Linked DNA regions of Homo sapiens: region 2 is linked to region 1. The links are chromatin contacts, found by POLR2A ChIA-PET in ENCODE. All regions are on one chromosome and are shown on one strand. Each heading gives the region's core, a stretch centred on a gene start or an enhancer-like site at or near the end of the contact. The rest is flanking DNA. Distances are from core to core; before and after follow the strand shown. Region 1 overlaps RAB7A (RAB7A, member RAS oncogene family). Region 2 has its middle 14 kb from the start of ACAD9-DT.

Region 1 (5,308 bases), core at 608-3,107:
AACTCCTGACCTCAAGTGATCCACCTGCCTCAGCCTCCCAGAGTGCTGGGATTATAGGCATGAGCCACTGTGCCTGGCCTAAGAAAAATATTTTTAAGAAAACAGAGACAAGGTCTTGCTGTGTTGCCCAGGCTGGTCTCCAACTCCTGGGCTTAAGCAGTCTTCCTGCCTCAGCCTCCCAAAGTGCTGGAGTTACACTTGTGAGCCACTGCGCCCAGCCTATTTTATTTTTTTTATTTTTAGAGTCAGGGTCTTGCTCTGTCACCCAGGCTGGAGTACAGTGGTGCGATTGTAGCTCACTCTAACTTCAAAGTTCTGGGCTCAAGCAGTCTTCTGTCCTTGGCTTCGCAAATCACTGGGATTACAGGTGTGAGCCACCACACCTGGCTAATTTTTAAATTTTTTTGTAGAGGCAGCCTCTCACTATATTGGTTAGGCTGGATTTGAATTTCCGGCCTCAAATGATCTTCCTGCCCTAGCCTGTCAAATTGCTGGGGTTACAGGTGTGAGCCACCACCCCAGTGTTTGTTTTTTTGTTTTTTTTTTTTTTTTGAGACAGAGTCTGGCTCTGTCGCCCAGGCTGGAGTGCAGTGGCGCTATCTCGGCTCACTGCAAGCTCCGCCTTCCAGGTTCACGCCATTCTCCAGCGTCAGACTCCCGAGTAGGTGGGACTACAGGCGCCCGCCACTACGCCCAGCTAATTTTTTTTTGTATTTTTAGTAGAGACGGGGTTTCATCGTGTTAGCCAGGATGGTCTCGGTCTCCTGACCTCGTGATCCGCCCGCCTCGGCCTCCCAAAGTGCTGGGAATTACAGGCGTGAGCCACTGGCCCAGCCTCCTGCGTTTGGTTTTTTAATTCTGCTTGTTTGTAGTGACATTCATCAAGAATGAATGACTTTAAAACAACAACGAAAAATCTTTAGGGATTTTTACTCTTGGGCAAGCATGCTTCTGTCTCTGAGCATTAGTTTTCTCATATATCAGATAAAAGGGTTTGGAGTATATCAATGATATTCTGGTTGTGGACAGAACTCTTGAGGGTTCCTTGAACATGATCCTTTGGTAGCATTGGATTGCTCTCGGCCATCCCACGAATAGCTGTGTTTTATCTGTTTTTTGCTTAAGATTTAACATATGAGTTCATTTGAAATGTTTCTGTTGCCACAAAGAAACAAAATCCCTGGCTCAGAGTTTTAAGGGGACTTACTGTTCTAATGCTACTCACTCAGGCTTTGGTTGAGTAGTAAACAGACTACAGCTTGTTTTTAAGTTCAGTGATCTTCAACTTACAGCCCCTGTGTTTTACAAATGAGTTAAATTAAGATCAGTATCTTCTGTTCAAATTCTTTTTCCAAAGAAATCCAAATGTGCCATAAGCTGATAGGTCTCTGGCCATGAAATATGGTTTCATAGTTACATTGAGATTGTTGAGTAGCTACAGGGAAACTGAGAATTTACATTCTGAGGCAAATGGTTTAACCTAAGAGGAATAAGATTAAGTAAACTGTGTATTAGCTCCTCATAATGTGGCAGGAATTCAGTGTTAGCGGTGGAAAAGCCACAGGAGCTTAATGTGGTAGGTAAGGAAGGTTTATGTTAGTTCCTTTCCCCGATTATCCCAGTTGCTGTGCATTGCCATCTCGGATCAGTTTCTAGCCATGACTACCTAAAAGTTGTCTGAGGGAGGCTGTGCACTGGGTGATCTTGTGAGGCAGGTGGACGTCTATTCTGCCAAGATCTTGTGGGCCCAGTTTGAGAATGGGTTTTAAGTTTTAGTCCTTTTACACTTCCTTTGCAGGAATGTAGCTTTTGAAATAGAAGCAAAGTGTTGTGAAACCTTTGACATTCTGTTCTTTAACACTTCCTCCTCAGCCTGAAGATCTCAGCTTTTGCTTGGGCGTTACAACACCCCATGGTACCTGAACCTCAAGTAAGCTCTGTTAGGTTTTCATATCTGCCCGTGTATGATGGTGACTTTTTTTTTTTCTGAGACGGAGTTTCGCTCTTGTTACCCAGGCTGGAGTGCAGTGGCGCAATCTTGGCTCACTGCAACCTCCGCTTCCTGGGTTCTAGCGACTTCTCCTGTCTCAGCCTCCCAAGTAGCTGGAATTACAGGCATGCACCACCACGCCCGGCTAATTTTGTATTTTTAGTAGAGACGGGGTTTCTCCATATTGGTCAGGCTGGTCTCTAACTCCCGACCTCAGGTGATCTGCCTGCCTCGGCCTCCCAAAGTGCTGGGATTATAGGCGTGAACCACCATGCCCAGCCTCGATGATGACTTATGAGTCAATTTGACTGGTCCTCAGGTGCCCAGATATGTGGCTAAACATTATTCTGGGTGTGCCTGTGAGGGTGTTTCTGGATGAGATTTGGTGGACTGAGTGAAGGTGGCTGCCCTCCCCAGCGTGGGTGAGCTTCATCCACGGGAGGCTGCTTAGAGAAGGAGGCTGAGCAGGAAAGTCTTCTTTCTCCGCCTGACCGTGCTTGAGATGGGACATAGGTGTTCTTTGCCCTCTGGACTCCAGGCTGCAACTAGAGCTTAACTCTGTCAGCTCTCCCGATTCTCAGACCTCCCAACTGCAGGTCATGGGACTTCTCAGCCTACATAATCCTGTGAGCCAATTCCTTGTAATAACTGTCTTTATGTGTAATCTATTGGTTCTGTTTATCTCTGGAGAGCCCAAATACTCCAGCAATAATGGAGTCACTTTTTCCCAGAGATAGGTTTTATCTTGGAGGATTCTTATATTGATCCTTCCCATATCTCTGTTTCAGAAACACTTCCTACAATGTAGAGTGCTAATAGCTGGTTTGTGAGTACCCCTTAGATATACTGGGATGAGCAATAAGGTCAATGCTGTCACCTAACCGTCTGTTGATTGTCAAGCCTTTGTGTGGAAGCAAGGAAATTCATCTAGCAATCATAACAAAGGCAAAGCCTGGAGTGTAAGGTGGTTAGGTTTTTGGCTAGCAAGAGCTGCAGAAAAACAGCCTCTAGCTTAAACTGAGTTATAAACATATGGAACTAGTGTAGGCCTTGAAATCTTTTGTGGTCGAATCCTCTTTGTAGGGGAACCTAGGCAAAATCATGTCATTTCCACTGCCGGTCCCATAGCGACTTCAGTTAAGGTATAGACCTATATAAAGTGTTTTATCCCTTAAAAAGCTTCATCTCCCATTTGCCTGTGGAATCCTCCCTACAACCCTAAGAGGTGGAGAGGAAGCCTTTCTTACAGATAAGGATGGAAATTGTACAGATGCACGAATTTGTTTCTAAAGCTAAGTAGAAACAAGAGTACCAAGAGGTCAGATTTTTCCAGCCCCCAAATCCTTGGCGTAAGTGTATAAAAAGTAAGCACAGCTGTTCTTGAGGTTTCTCAGCCTGTTGCCTCCTCCCCATGTTAAAATTCTGGCCTGTATTCTTCTAAGATAATCTCTGTACCCAGTTGAGGATTCAACATCTAGGTATCCTCTTTGGGAAGCGTTCTTAAAGCCCTCATATAATGGGTTAGATTCCTGATCACCTCTAACCCCTTTTGTGTTGAGAGTTTCTTTTGATTACGAAGTCATACATAGTCATTGTTTTAAAACTTAAAATATGGCAAACCATAGTCAAAGTCCTCTATACCCCCCCATCCCACTCGGAGGAAGAAGTCTTGACTATTCTTATGACATCATACATTTATTGCCATTTTCCTGTCTGCTTATCCAGGGTCTCCTTAAACCAAGCTTGAGGTAGGGAGACTATCTTGGTCATCTTTGCATCTCTAGCAGTTGGGCTGGTGCAGGTGCTTGGGAAATGAATCTGTGTTAAGATCACCAGCCTCTGAACAGGCCTTATGTACCAAGGTCTGTGTCCAGATTGGCATGACCTCTGAGTTAACAGTCCTTTATTTAGATCTTTAAGACTGAGTTCTCTGCCACAGATTTGCCCTCTGGAAAAAGGCACCTCTCCTCTAGAGCAGCAGCTGTCAACCTATAAATCCTGTTTTGAAAATTGGAATTTTAGTTAAATTACAGGGACAGAGTGTGATTGTATACAATTTAATTAACATATTGAAATAGGGATGTGAATAAGACTACTTTAGGCATTACTGAAAAGCAACCGAGCATTTAATGTTTTCATTTATATTTATGCCTGCCAAACTGTGGCACCAGCCCCATCAAGATGTCTGTGGTGCACTTAACTGTGCAGAAGGTGTGGAGCCTTTACATTTCCTCTCCCTGGACTTGGTACCATGTTTGCATGTTTTGCCAGTTATCTTAAAGTGGGATTTTAAATCTATTGTAAAACAAAAATAAACTTCATGGTACTTAATGCCACTGAAATATACACTTAAAAATGGTGAAAATGGTAATTGTTTTAATATTTTACCACAGTAATTTATGTAGGAATACTTTCTATAACTTTGTGCTAATAAATTTGAAAACCCGGAGGGGAAATTGTGCTGGCAGTGTTGAACTATGGGTCAGTTTGTTCTAGGCTACAGATAGACTTTCCTGTGTGAAGATTAAAGATGAAAAAGGCTAAGGAGGAGGGACAAGGGAAAAGAAAAGTGGAAATTTTAAGGGTTCCTGCTAACTCTTCCCAAGGAATTGGAAGGAGTGTTTACTAAGTGTTCCATTCCCGTTTAAGCTCTCTTCTCCCAACACAGTTAACCAAGCAAACTGTTACTTATTCTTTATAATAAAATTCCTCCCCGTCACAGTTTTTCTTAACCTCCTCAAGTCTTATCACCCCCCTACTTCCCACCGTGACCCTCAAAATGGAAGTGATTATATGAAGACCTGAAGGATTACTTAAATCTCAGTGAGTATTGAGTGCCTTCTGGGAGTGGGGAGTGAGATGGGGTGAGAGTTACTGGTCAGACAAACTTGGAGTACTTTGGAAGGTTTGCTTTGGGGCATTTCTTATTGTTGAAGTTACCTGGACCCCACTTCAGTGGGAGAGCCTGAGGGTGGAGATTAGAAGCAGAATCTGTTTAGCTAGATTAGGATCCAGTGAGAGCTTCTGCCTCAACTGTCCTGTTCAGAAAGCCACTCCTCCTCTAATGTGGAATAGCTTCACAGTTTATTATGAAAAAATGTCAGACATATACAAAGCAAAGAGACTCAGTGTAAAAGATACACTCTCCTACCTACTTTCAACAGTTAGCATTTTCTGTATTTGCTTTATCTGTTCTTTCAGTTGAGCTACTACAAAGTAAATTAGACCTCATGATACTTCACCTGTAAATGCTCTCAAGTCCTTTAATCTAGAATGTGGTCCCTCCTTCCCTTTTTCTGTCATTATCTTTAGTTTTGG
Region 2 (5,937 bases), core at 1,382-3,881, 110 kb after region 1:
AGACACACGCACATGCATGTTTACTGCAGCACTGTTCACAATGGCAGAGACTTGGAACCAACCCAAATGTCCATCAAGATAGACTGGATTAAGAATATGTGGCACATATACATCATGGAATGCTATGCAGCCATAAGAAAGGATGAGTTCATGTCCTTTGTAGGGACATGGATGAAGCTGGAAATCATCATTTTGAGCAAACTATCGCTAGGACAAAAAAACCAAACACTGCATGTTCTCACTATAGGTGGGAATTGAACAATGAGAACACTTGGACACAGATGGGGAACATCATACACCGGGGCCTGTCATGGAGTCGGGGGGGAGGGATAGCATTAGGAGATATACCTAATGTAAATGACAAGTTAATGGGTGCAGCACACCAACATGGCAGATGTATACATATGTAACAAACCTGCACGTTGTGCACATGTACCTTAGAACTTAAAGTATAATATAAAAAAAAAAGAAAAATATTCTCCTGCAATATGAGTCCCTATATAGAAAGTGGAGAATCAGACCAGGTGCAGTGGCTCACACCTGTAATCCTAGCACTTTGGGAAGCCAAGGCGGGTGGATCACCTGAGGTCAGGAGTTCGAGACCAGCCTGGCCAACATGGTGAAACCCTGTCTCTACTAAAAATACAAAAATTAGCCGGGCGTGGTGGCATGTGCCTGTAATCCCAGCTACTCGGGAGGCTGAGGCAGGAGAATGGCTTGAACCCGGGAGGCAGAGGCTGCAGTGAGCCAAGATCATGGTGGCATTGCCTGGGCAACAAGAGCGAAACTGTCTCAAAAAAAAGAAAAGAAAAAAAAAGAAGGTGGAGAATCAGCAAAGTGGGATTCCACTTCTATTACAGAAGGAATATACATCTCTGTAAACAGAAGATTTACAAGAATATGTTCCAAAGGATTAACAGCGTTAATGGGTGGGCGAAATTGTGTAATGAGAAAATCTTTTTTGTTTGCCTGAATTTGTTCTGTCATGAACATCTATCTATTGTTTGATAATAAGAGAAAGAACGGTAAGTTATTTGTAAGATTTGAAAAGAATATCTTGTTCTTTGCATTTACAGTCCACACATTGTGAAAATAGTCACCCTGGGAGGCACCCACTGCACCTCAGTTCCCTGCTCAGCCCTGGAGCCTCAGGGACCAGTAGATGCTCACAGCTTTCTGCCTAGAATGTTTTACAATGTCTGAATCTTTTATAAATGAGCGCAGATTGCTTCTATAATGAGAAAAAAATATATAGCTGTTTTATGTGTAGGGGGAGGGGCAGTGGAGAAGAGGAAAAGCCAGCAGGCAATGTCACAGCTGGGAATGCTGATGTCTCCTGGCAGGGCTGAGAATCACCTCCCCTAGCCTGCTATAGAGCCAGCAGTGGGGACGGGGGCACGCAGACACCCTTCCACATTTGTATGATTCTAGGCTCAGACACAGATTCACATTTGGGGCCAGCTACGCCCCCTATAGGTGGGAGGTGAGGCTGGGAAGAAGGGAGGTAACATTTCAGGCCCCATTTTGTGCCCAGCACTGAGCTAGGCACTGTGGTATCTTGTTCATTCCTGTAGCAATTCTGTGAGGGGCAATTACTAATTTCATTTTAGAGAAAAGAAATCAAGGCTCAGAGAGGCTCACTAACTTGCTTAAGATCACACAGGAAGGGATGCAGGCAGGACCCAAGCCTAGGTCAGCCTGAAGGGTGTGCCCTCTCTTTCCCCCGAACCATTCTACTCTCTCAGGGACATGAGTGAGTTGAGACTGACAGGGAGTCACCTCTGGGCTAGAGGTGGCCAGGTAACTCCTTTTTTTTTTTTTTTTTTTTTTAAGAGATGGAGTCTCGCTCTGTCGCCCAGGCTGGAGTACAGTGGCGCGATCTTGGCTCACTGCAAGCTCCACTTCCCGGGTTCATGCCATTCTCCTGCTCAGACTCCCAAGTAGCTGGGACCACAGGCACCTGCCACCACGCCCAGCAAATTTTTTGTATTTTTAGTAGAGACGGGGTTTCACTATGTTAGCCAGGATGGTCTCGATCTCCTGACCTCGCGATCCGCCCACCTCGGCCTCCCAAAATGCTGGGATTACAGGCATGAGCCACTGCGCCCGGCCGAGGTAACCCCTTCTAATTGACTGAGGCTGCTCCCCACTCCAGGCCCCTCCCCCCTATTGATTCTGCTGCGGAGAGCAAAGAGGAGCCTGGTAAGGGAACTGAATCTGCCAGTAACATCAGGAAACCCTGCAGTGGCCGAGGAAACCAGTTAGGAGGGGCTCCAGCTTTGAGGGGAACTCGATTCTGCCAAACCAGCCCTCCCCACCTCCAAAGCCCAAAAGAGACAAAGAATGGCACGAGCCCAGCAGAAAGCCAGCCAGGCCCGGGGCACAGAGCTGCCGGGCTGTCTTCTCTGGTGACACACTTTTTCAGCCCACAGGGCTGGATGACTCCACTAAACAACGCCTACAACCCCAAAGATCCAAGCACTTCGCATTCTGCTGGCTTTTCTAGGATTCTTGTGAATTAAACAGAAGGTCAGGCTTGCCCATCCCCTTCCCCCTTTCAGATGACAAAACTGATTCTGTTTCCTTCCCTCGCTGTAGGTGTGCATAGACAGAGGCAGGCCTGCAGCAGGTGAGACGCAGACTTCTGCAAAGGAAGTGCATCCATCGCCCCATTCACTGAGTGCTAACGTCACGCCCCCCTCAGAGTCATTGCCCCATTTCTTGTTCATGGAAAACGCTTAAGAAAGGCTCTGCTGGCTCATCTCATTGGCAAGAAAACCAAAGTTAAAGAGGCTGGTCCAGGCCCTGTGGCTTGTGCCTGCGTGGGAGGAGCAGGTTGTGGCCCAGGGCCTCTGGGACTCTATGCATGTGCTTGGCCCCTGCCCCTCACTGCTCCTCCCAGAGACCTGCCTGGGCCAGAGCAGAAGAGCCTCCTGCAGGGACTGGGAAGCTAGAGAGGGCCTCTAATCAAAGGACGATGTCCCTGGGCCCCCTCGGGGACTTCACCTGAAAAAGCAGCTCCTTGGTGTCGATGTCATACACCAGGCAAGTGTCATTTTCATCTACCACGGCCAGCTTCTTACGGGAGGCACTCATGTCCAAGCAGCGCACAGCTGTGGCCTGCTTCAGCAGGACGATAGCAAAGAGATTGTCCACGAAGATCTTCAGGATCTGGCAAAATTTCAGCGAAAACAGTGTCAGTCACCATGGCAACAAGATCCTGGCCCACTGCCAGGCCGTTGGACTCCCATGTGCTCTGCAAGAACAACTCCCACCACCTTCACCAGAAGCTCCGTGCAGGGAAAAGGACTCATCAAAAGAAAGAGGGGGTGGGGCGTTGGCTTATCCTTAGGAGGCCAGAAGCGAGGTTCATCAGAGGCTGCAGAAGTAATGACAGACCCGAGACAGGCCGAGCTCACTTCAGTGTCTGTTCGGACTGGGGATTTGTTGATGACATTACCCAGACTGCAGCGTTAGGAGATGCCACCTAGCAGAGATCTGAGTCACGAACTAACATAAGAAAAGGCTACTATGAACACTGACAAGACATGTGGTAGAAAATTATAATAATGATGACAGTGATGATGACAGCCATCATCTACTAATATCCCTGGTTTAAAAAAAAATTTTTTTAGAGATAAAGTCTTGCTATGTTGCCCAGGCTGACCACTGTGGCTATTCACAGGCTTAATCATATCACACTGCAGCCTCAAACTCCTGGGCTCAAGAAATCCTCCTGCCTCAGCCTCCTGAGTAGCTGGGACAACAGGTACCCACCAGCATGCCTGCTTTAATATCCCTGTTTGGGTATTTTTTTGAAACTGGATTTAACTCCCAACCTTGATATCTATTTTTGACAGCCCTGTGAAATGTAGTATTATCCTCATGTGAAACTGTAGCCTCGGAGAGGTAAAATGACCTGCCCAGGGTGACAAAGCCTGTGAGTAGCTAACTAAGAACATGACCTCAGGCCCACCTGACCCCAAAGTCCATGCTCCCATGGGAAGTGAGAGCTGCCTGAGAAAGAAGCAGCCCTTGGCTTTGTTCTTGACTTGACCCACCTCCCCTTGGCATTGTTCTTGACTTCACCCACCGCTCTCACACCCCGTGACTTCCATCCCCAGCAAAGACCTGACAAGCCTTAGCCATAAGCCATCTGCTGCACAGCTTGGCTCTCAGGCTAATGCAGCTACATTTTCAGTTTTTTGTTTTTTTTTTTTTTGAGACGGAGTCTCACTCTGTTGTCCAGGCTGGAGGACAGTGGCACGATCTCGGCTCACTGCAACCTCCACCTCCCAGGTTCAAGAGATTCTCCTGTCTCAGCCTCCCAAATAGCTGGGATTACAGGCGCCCGCCACCACGTCCAGCTAATTTTTGTATTTTTAGTAGAGACAGGGTTTCGCCATGTTGGCCAGGCTGGTCTCGAACTCCTGACCTCAAGTGATCCACCTGGCTCGGCCTCCCAAAGTGCTGGGGTTACAGATATGAGCCACTGCGACTGGCTCATTTTCACTTTCAAAGTTTCATGTAGCAGCCCACTTAGAACTTTTCTTATGTTGAGCAAAGAACATGTATGCACATGCATACATACACACACAGAAATCTGTTTAACATCCCACACCGAACTGGCCAAGGGGCCAATTTTTCTTATGACATCTATCAGTATCCTGAGGACCCAGCATTCTCTAGGACACATGCTGGAACGCACTGCCTTAGCCCACTCGCTGCCCTAATCAGGAGCTGACCTAGGTAACAATCTCTGCCTCCCTCTAGAAATCCACAGAAGCAGCATCTCTAACAAATCTTCCACCTTCTGATGACCTTAAGCCACTAATCAAGTCTACATGTAGCCAGAGGCTGTAGCTCAACTCTGCCAGAATGGGGGGGCCTGCTATGAGTGTGAGGGCCACTGCACCTTTGGCCTGACGCTGTCCTCAAAAAACAAAAACTTCTCTGAAGTCTCAGAGTTGGAAAGAGGGGGTGAAGCAACTTGCCTGAGGCCACACAGCTGCACTGAGAGGTTAAGTAACTTGCCAGAGGCAAAACAGCTGCACAAGAGGTTAAGTAACTTGCCTGGGTCACACAGTTACACAGAGGTTAAGTAACTTGCCTGAGGCCATGCAGCTGCACAGAGAAACTACACAACTTGCCTGATGTCACACAGCTTCATACAGTGGTTAAGCAACTTGTCTGAGGCCACACGTGGCACACAGAGGTTGAACTTACCTGAGGCCACACAGCTGCACAGAGAGCTTAAGTAACTTCCTTGAGGCCACACAGCTGCACAGAGAGGTTAAGTCACTTGCCAGAGGCAAAACAGCTGTACAGAGAGGTTAAATGGCTTGTCAGAGGCAAAGCAGCTGCACAGAGAGGTTAAGTCACTTGCCTGAGGCCACACAGCTGCACAGAGGGGTTGAGTAACTTGCCTGAAGCCACACAGCTGCACAGAGAATTTAAGTAACTCGACTGACGCTGCACACAGAGGTTAAGTAACTTGCCTGAGTTCACACAGCAGCACAGAGAGGTTAAGTAACTTGCCTGAGGTCACACAGCTGCACAGAGAGGTGGGGGCATCAGTGGAGCTCCAGAGTCAAGGCTACAGTGAGCAGTGACTGTGCCACTGCATTCCAGCTTGGGCAACAGTCAAGACCCTGTCTCAAAAAGAAAGCAAAAAATAATATAAAAAAGTCAAACATAGAGTTAATGTATGAGTCAGCAATTCTTCTCCTAGGTATATGCCAAAGAGAATGGAAAATAGATGTTCATACAAAAACTTGTACACCAAAACTTACAGCAGCATTATTCATAGTAGCCAATAAGAAACAAGCTAAATGTTTATCAATTGATAAATGGATCTGAAAATGTGCTATATCTATATAGTAGAATGTTATTTAGTCAAAAATGAATGAATCATGTTTGGGCATAGTAGCACATGCT

The links. ChIA-PET counts read pairs that join two places held with the same protein, here RNA polymerase II (POLR2A).
Region 2: POLR2A ChIA-PET joins it to region 1 with 10 read pairs in Panc1. The contact joins two enhancer-like sites. POLR2A ChIA-PET finds 5 or more read pairs at or near these places in 3 of 52 experiments (H1, Panc1 and T-cell).

Annotation. Positions count from the first base shown.
Region 1 is chr3:128,757,739-128,763,046 of GRCh38, forward strand. The region is part of intron 1 of RAB7A (RAB7A, member RAS oncogene family); the gene reads left to right. Among named protein-coding and RNA genes, the nearest start is that of RAB7A, 34 kb to the left of the region's middle. RefSeq lists an enhancer at 734-1,233. Within about 2 kb of position 1,858, at least 7 of the 41 ENCODE cell types and tissues checked have a DNase peak (open chromatin) inside an H3K27ac peak, as active enhancers do.
Region 2 is chr3:128,862,276-128,868,212 of GRCh38, forward strand. It overlaps the pseudogene IFT122P3. Among named protein-coding and RNA genes, the nearest start is that of ACAD9-DT, 14 kb to the right of the region's middle. RefSeq lists an enhancer at 1,932-2,758. Within about 2 kb of position 2,632, at least 4 of the 41 ENCODE cell types and tissues checked have a DNase peak (open chromatin) inside an H3K27ac peak, as active enhancers do.